3 separate regions of the Homo sapiens genome follow, and regions 2 and 3 are each linked to region 1. A link is a loop called in an ENCODE intact Hi-C map of the cell type or tissue named here. Cell type or tissue: sigmoid colon. All regions are shown on one strand.

Region 1 (2,500 bases):
CCTGGAGCAGTGAGTCAAGCTCTCCTAACCTCAGTTTCCTCTTTTGTAAAATAAAGTAGATAGAACCACTTTACAGGGTTATTGGAAGAGCTAAAAGAGATGTTGCATAAAATCATCTTGAACAGTGTCTCTTCAAGCTTGGAAAGGTGATAAAAATTAATGTTTTCCTAAATTCTCCTTCCTTGGTTAACCACTTGGCTATGAAGATTTTATTGGCTGGGATGAAGAAGGAGGACTAAGAAAAGAAAAGTCAGAGAGAGGAGAACAGGAGGAAGATAAAATGTAGACACACGCTCACATGCACACACACAAAGACACACATACACACACACAGGCAAAGGCCAACTGAAGGGACCCCGTTAGCATATAAACAAAAGGTGGGGGGTAGCCCCGAGCCTCTTCTCTGACAGCCAGTGGCGGCAGTGATGAATTTGTGAAGTTATCTAATTTTCCACTGTTTTAATTAGAGACTTGGGCTCTGAGGCCTCGCAGCTGGCTTCTTTGTGCTGTATTCTGTTGCCTGACAGAGAAAAATGTCTCCTGTAACGTCAGCCAAGCTCTCCGCCAGACCTGAGCAAGCGAAACTTCTGGGATTCATAAACTTGTGGTTTCTGGGTAGAGTGGCGTTTAAACCAGGACTCAGTGGGGAAAGGGCAACATGGCCAGCTCTTCTCCCCAGCGAATCCTCGGAACCAAGGTTGGGGTCCACCATCATCGAAGGGGTGCTGCGGAAAAGGCACGGCCCAGAAAGCCCCCTGAGGATTGTTCTGGGGGTCCTTGATCCTAGTCCATGTGAAATGGAGTCTCCTTGTGGCATGTAATTGAGCCCAGCTTAGAAAGGCCAGTGCTCTGCTTCTCCGAGACAGTGCCTTTGATTGCAGAGTGTGTGATCTGAGTAATTTAATTTATCGCTCATCTTTTGCCAAGTGATCTTTTTACAATGCTGCATTTAATGACTCCACAGCTGGGGTAGAGGCTCTCCTCGCCCTCCCAGCTCTCTGGCTGCTGTCTTCCTGTGACTCACTTTAACAGGAGGCGGGTCAGGAGGTGCAGGAGGAGAGGGCGGTGCGGGAGTCAGGCATACCTAGATTCCTATCTTGCTTGTGCCATGTGGCCGGTGGGCACGGCCTGGGAAGAGTTCCATCCTTGAGCCCGTTTTCTCCTCTGCAGAGTGACAATCACACAAATATTGATTGGATAAGGAAGACACAGGGATTGAATGAGATCATGAATAGCAGAGAGGAAAGGAAATTGCTAACTTAGAAAACAAAATGGCCCCTGTGAGATTCCAATAGGCTTTGGGGAGGAAAATCCTCTAGCTGTGTTACAAATGCTTCACATGGGTCGGGTGCAGTGGCTCGCACCGGTAATCCCAGCACTTTGGGAGGCCAAGGTGGGCAGATCACCTGAGGTCAGGAGTTCAAGACCAGCCTGGCCAACATGGAAAAACCCCATCTCTACTAAAATACAAAATTAGCCGGGCATGGTAGTGCATGCCTGTAATCCCAGCTACTCTGGAGGCTGAGGCAGGAGAACTGCTTGAACCCAGGAGGCGGAGGTTGTGGTGAGCCGAGATCACGCCATTGCACTCCAGCCTTGGCAACAAGAGCAAAACTCCGTCTCAAAAAAAAAAAAGCAACTATTTATTTCCACTCATGTGTCTACAGATTGGGTGGGGAGCTCAGTCAAGTCAGGGTGGACTGGGCAAGGTGGCTCTGCCCAAGGTGCAAGCCCAGTTGGGCGTGACTTCTCACTGGTGGTTGAGCTCAGATGTGCTCCATGTGTTTCCATTCTGGGGCCAAGGCTGAAGGCACATCAACCACCTGGGGAATGATCCTCTGTGGCAATGGCCAAGCAGCAAGAAGGTAAGCTCCACTGCAAACTCATTTCAAACCCCTGCTTATATCATCCCTGCTAGCATGCCATTGGCCAAGTTAAGTACCAAGCCATATTCTCCAAGTCAAGGGATAGGGGAGTCTATGCAACCTACAATGGAGGAACTGAGAAGGTGCAAGGCAAAAGGAGTGGATACAGGAAGGAGAGGGAGATGAGAGTTGGGTCAATGCTTGGATCTACACGTATTCACATTTCACAGAAGAGAACACTGAGCTACAGAGAGACTAAGTAATTTGCCCCAAGTTGAAAATCTGGTAGAGAAGAACCGGGGTCAGCAAGTGTCCTGTTTCAATTATACCTCGTGATAGAGCTGGACAGTTGCTATTCTGGTGTCAGGTTTAATCGTACAGACAGGAAACATGGACCCCAGATGTGATGATGGCATTGCCTTTGTGCTGCCTCACACCAAAATCTGATAGCAGAAATGACAGCATCAGAGATGAGTCTGGTAGACTCTGGCAGACGTTGCTGGTTGTCAGCCCACCATCCAATCCCCCTTCTTACTTGCTGACAGAACCCCAGTTTTTTGCAAGTATTATGGGGAGGCAATGTGGACGGAAGAATGAATGAATGGGTGCATGAATCCTCGTTGGTCTAAGCCATT
Region 2 (2,500 bases), 58 kb after region 1:
AGAAAGAGGAGAGCTTAAATAAGAGGAGGAGGGAGAAAAAGCATGCTATGCAGGAAGGGAAACTGCCCATGCGGAGTTGAAAGCAGAGGAGGAAAAAAACAGCGTGTCTGAAGAGGCTAGGATAGTCAATGTGTCCAAAAGGCAGAGAGCCAGAGAAAAAACTGAATGGATGAGGCTGCAAGGCTTGGAGGGGCCAAATCATCCAGGATATGTTCATATTTGACTCCTGGAAATAGATGGCTGCTGGCATTGGTCCAGGGGCTTGGGGATGTGAGAATCAGCACCTTGAACATTTTCCTGCCTTTTCCTCTTGTTGCAAAATGGCAGCCACAGCTCCAGACAGTACCTCTGCATTCCAGAAGGAGAAAGAGAAAAAGGGCCAGCATTAGCAATCTCTCAATCTCTCTCTCACACACACACACAAAGCTGAAGCTTTTCTAGAGGTTTCCCTAGCATGTGTCTCTTAAGTCTCAGTGGCCAGAACTCAGAACCAAAGTCTGTGGCCTTTCCAGCTAAGAGGAAGGCTGGGAAAGGGCATTCACCTTCCCTGCCTTGATAGCAGAGGCGGGAACAGAAGATGGCACTTAAGCATGAGTGATGCGTTTGGCAGCCAACAGTGCTTGCTGGGCTGTTTTTTGTTTTGTTTTGTTTTGTTTTGAGATGGAGTCTCACTCTGTCACCCAGGCTGGAGTGCAGTGGTGCCATCTTGGCTCACTGAAACCTCCGCCTCCTGGGTCCAAGTGATTCTCCTACTTCAGCCTCCAGAATAGCTGGGATTACAGGCACGTGCCACCACACCCAGCTAATTTTTGTATTTTTAGTAGAGACGGGGTTTCGCCATGCTGGCTAGGATGGTCTTGAACTCCTGACCTTAGGTGATCCACACACCTCGGCCTCCCAAAGTGCTGAGATTACAGGCATGAGCCACTGTGCCCGGCCCTGGACTGTTTTTAAAAGGGACGACACAACGATTGAAACCGGGCATCCAAAAGATCCTGGGCTGTGCTCTAGGGCCATCTATGCCTCTCCCAATCCTGAGTGCCAGCTCCACAATGGCCCTGCTCACCCTGCACTGTAATGGCCTGGTGGCTGTAAGTCCTTCCTGCCCCAGGTCCCCGCCATTACTCGGCACACTTGCTGATCTCTTTTATTACAGCCGTCCTGGTGAGTGTGCAGCGCTATCCCACATGGCTTGAATTTACATTTTCCAACATGAGGTGGGTTTTTTTGTCTTGGCCTACCATGACGTCTGAGTCATGGTGACGTGGGTGCCAGGAAAGCACGGTGATGTGTTTCTGCTCACAGCACGAACATTTAAACAGCTCTCTCCTTTCCCGTACTCTTCTGCTCAGTGACTGAGATTTTGCTCTGATGAGCGTGGTTTGAGTTGAGTACATATGATTTCAAGAAATATCACATCCGTGATAAGTTGAATTTACCTACCAGAGTGTGAGCCTGTGTTTACCTGATGCCAAAATCTAGATTAAACCTGAAGATTTCCATCAACCCTCCCCGTTTCCAAAGGGCCAGATGTTTGGCACTGCATAGCCAAAACATCTGCTTGGTGAGCTGAATATTTTGGTTGTCATGCTCAGATTCCCTACCATGATAACGCGAGCTCAGTGGGCGCCTGTGTCACCTCACACTCGTGCAGGGGAAAGCCACCCTGGGAAGGCCTCACTTCCACTGGATCATCAGCATCAATGAATCTGGGAAACACAGCAGGCAGCACACAGCTTGACGTGCAAGAACTTCCGCAGCCACATCCACGACCTTCCGCACATCTTACGGGGATTTTGAGTGATTACAGTATTAAACTAACAGGCTGACACATGAGCAAAATAAGTAACTTACAAAGCAAGCCTTTCCATGGCCAGACACGCCGGCAGCACGTGCAGCTGGTTTCGGAGCTGCAGCGAATATATGGAATTTCAGAATGATTTGCGTTACAGTTCCCTTAAGTAACATTATCTTGTTAAAGACATTAACCTCGGGCCTTTGCTGTTATAGATTTGCTTTTATTGTTCTCATCCTGGGGAGCAACCTGTAGGAGAGACACTCCTCCACGAAAAAGCGGTCGTGGGTCATGAAAACATTAATTCTTGAGGTGGCTGAATGGCCATCTGGGGAACGCTCGCCAGTTATGGGAAACAGACATCGCTTTGCAGAACATCTTTTTTAATCAAAAATAATTATGAAATTTCAAACGTTAATAAGCATTTCATAGTTTTGCCCAACACGATACGGCCTCAAAGAAATGTGCCCTCTGGTTGCTTTTCTTAAAAGGAACCCCTGCAGTCAGACGCTGTCCTCCAGCAGGGCTCAGGCTGTCCTGGTGCATCTCCAGGGGCTGATCTGCAGAGCTGCTGGCCCCCCACTCTGCCTCCCCACTCATTCCTCCACTCCACAAAATTCAGCTGAAAGTGAATTTTCATTTTCTTTCTTTCTTTCTTTCTTTCTTTCTTTCTTTCTTTCTTTCTTTCTTTCTTTCTTTCTTTCC
Region 3 (2,500 bases), 65 kb after region 1:
CTCTTCCACTTCCTAGCCATGTGCTCTTGGGCAAGTGGATTAATGTCTCTGAATCTCAGCTTCCTCCTTCTATAAAAGTGGAGAAAAGAGCAGCATCTGCCCCTTTGGGTGTCAGTGAGCATGAATGAGGTCATGCATGCAAAGCTTGTGTCTTTGTGACTGGTAGGTAGGGAGTGCTCTCTGAATGATAGTTAGGGCTGTTATTTTTATGCTTTCATTTGAAATACCTGTATCATGTAACAAATCTTAGTGACCTTAGTGAGCCCCAAACTTAGTGATGTAAAACAGCCATTGCTTATTTAGCTCACAAATCTGTACTGTGGGCAGGGCTCAGCAAGAAGGTTCATCTCTACTCAAATGGGCATGAGCAGAGGTAGAATGCCTGGGGCTGGAGGGTCCACTTCCAAAATGGCACAGCACATGGCTGGCCAGTTGGTGCTGAATGTCAGCTGGGAGCCTTGGCTCCTCTAGGGCTTCCTCACCACAAGAAGGATAGGTTTTCAGAATGAGTGTTTCCAACAGGACCAGGCAGAAGTTGTGTGTCCTTTTGGTACCTGCTCTGGGAAGTCACATAGCTGCACTTTTGCCTGTAGTCATAGGCCCGCTGAGATTCAAGCAGAAGGAAACATACAGCTCCTCCTCCAGATGAGGCATTTTAAGAAGACCTTGGGATGGAAGATCTTGTTGCAGCTATTTTGGAAAATATAATCTGTCAAATACTAACAGAGAATCTGAAAATGAGAGGCAGACATTTGGACAAACCATAACCTCTCTTCTTTCTGGCCTCATACTGTGTAAGCTAGATGTCAAGATAATTCCCAAACAACCAAGCCTGTGTCCCTATTTGGGAAATGGTGAAGAAGAATCAATCCCCCCCAACCCCTGGCAAGTAGGCTTAAGCCACACTTACCAAATCATTAGTGGGTACAGTTGCTAACCAGCCAAGGTCTTCAATAAATAATTCCACAGACTGTATGAACACATGGACTGTTTATCTCACATTTTCAGAAATGGTCTATCTTATAAGCCAAATACACCAAAACCCAAAGATGGAAGATCAACCTCTTTAAGTAAACATTGCTGGGTGCAGAATTGCTCCCTAGAAGTCATCAAGGATGGCATAAAGCAGAAAGACAATAACAAGGGGATGAATTGCTCTCAGATTTTTATTCCTGATTAGACCTGCTTTCCTGCTTGCTATCATCCAAAATATATGCAGGCCCCTGGCTTGAAGCGTTGGGTGCTCATGAGTTTCACAGCCACGGCAAAGGCAGGCTTTTAAAGAGAAGACACCCAGAGTAACTTTGAAATAAAAGCTAGGGTTGGGCAGCCCCTTGGGGGTCCCAGGCTGTGTGCTCCTTTTAATGTGTGCGGATGCAGGGGCCCTGGGGCCCCTCCCTTGCGTGTGGCCTGGTCGATTAAGCCCCAGGAAGTGCTCACGGTCTTTCCCAGCAGCCTTCCAGCTCCATAAAACCGCTGTTATGATGAACTTGATCATGAGTCAACCAAGGGCCTCCATCTCTCCTGCACTCCCTCCGTTTGGCCCCTTGGAGCAGGTGTTTGCTGAGCCTGAGGTCTTTCTGCTTACATAACCTTTGTTCCATTTGGATGGATGAAAAATCTCCCTGAGGTTTATTGTAAACAGTCTTAGGTTCGCCCAAACACAGAAGACGAAAGGTCACCAGATTATTCATGCACGTCTCTCCTCCCCACTTAGCCCTCCCCACCCCCACCGGCTGCTGCCACGTCCCCCACGAGGTCCCATGCCCAACCTCTCCACCAGGCCATCAGTGTGCAGGGCCTGGTGATGGGGGTTCAGGGCCAACTTGGCAGCCATGATGCTGTTCCATGCCCTGCTCAGCAGCCATTTTGGCTGGATCTCCGTGAGGAAGGGCTGGGGGTGGGGAGCAGAGGAAGTTTCTTGACCAGCTGCCATGGATAGAAGCTTGCTCACGGAAAGACTGTCTTTTATGATGCCAGAAACAGGGCTGAGAACTCACGGTGAGGGGCCAGCAAGTTTCAAGGAAAGGAGGGAGGGAGGGCCTGCCTGCCCAACAGGCAGCTGCCGTCCGCATAACACTGTCCATGCTTACCTCCAGAATGTGGTGCATGCAGGGCATTTTACCCACATTTGATATCGTGTTCGCGGGCCCATTTTACAGATGAGAAGCTGAGGCTGGGGCTCAGCGAGGAAGACTAGTCTTTACTCCACTGGGTGTCAGCTGAGGCGGCTTTAATGGAGGCTGGAGGACCCACCTCCAAGATGGCTCAGTACATGCTGGTGGGTTAGGGCCGGCTGTCAGCCAGGAGCTGAGCCCAGGTGGAAGCTGGAAGCCTGGGTTATATTCTCAAAAGAGCTTTCTGTGGCTCCCCATTTAGAAATGTATAAGGGAGGGCTTTGTTTGTTACAGTGACTGGGGGCCCCAGTGAGTTACCTACACACCTATATGCAGGACTCCCTGGGCCAAGATGCCATTAAGAAAGACTGCTGGGTAAGTCA

What was found. Hi-C counts contacts between places; a loop is a spot of excess contacts. Peaks named below come from ENCODE experiments on the same cell type or tissue, not always from the same donor. Only the 100,000 strongest peaks of a DNase experiment are listed, where the experiment ranks them.
Region 2: it touches region 1 in a loop (4-fold over the local background); 3 of 110 quality-filtered maps call a loop at or near these places.
Region 3: a loop joins it to region 1, with 10 times the contacts of the local background. A loop is called at or near these places in 2 of 110 quality-filtered maps.

The regions. Positions count from the first base shown.
Region 1 is chr16:86,396,138-86,398,637 of GRCh38, forward strand. No RefSeq gene overlaps it. Among named protein-coding and RNA genes, the nearest start is that of LINC00917, 52 kb to the left of the region's middle. RefSeq lists enhancers at 344-983, 788-1,387. In sigmoid colon, no CTCF peak of the experiment used is centred here; DNase peaks (open chromatin) are centred at 524 and 1,024; H3K27ac peaks cover 1,093 bases.
Region 2 is chr16:86,454,106-86,456,605 of GRCh38, forward strand. No RefSeq gene overlaps it. Among named protein-coding and RNA genes, the nearest start is that of FENDRR, 54 kb to the right of the region's middle. In sigmoid colon, no CTCF peak of the experiment used is centred here; DNase peaks (open chromatin) are centred at 1,220 and 1,669.
Region 3 is chr16:86,460,884-86,463,383 of GRCh38, forward strand. No RefSeq gene overlaps it. Among named protein-coding and RNA genes, the nearest start is that of FENDRR, 47 kb to the right of the region's middle. In sigmoid colon, a CTCF peak has its summit at 1,554; DNase peaks (open chromatin) are centred at 1,558 and 1,848; H3K27ac peaks cover 1,914 bases.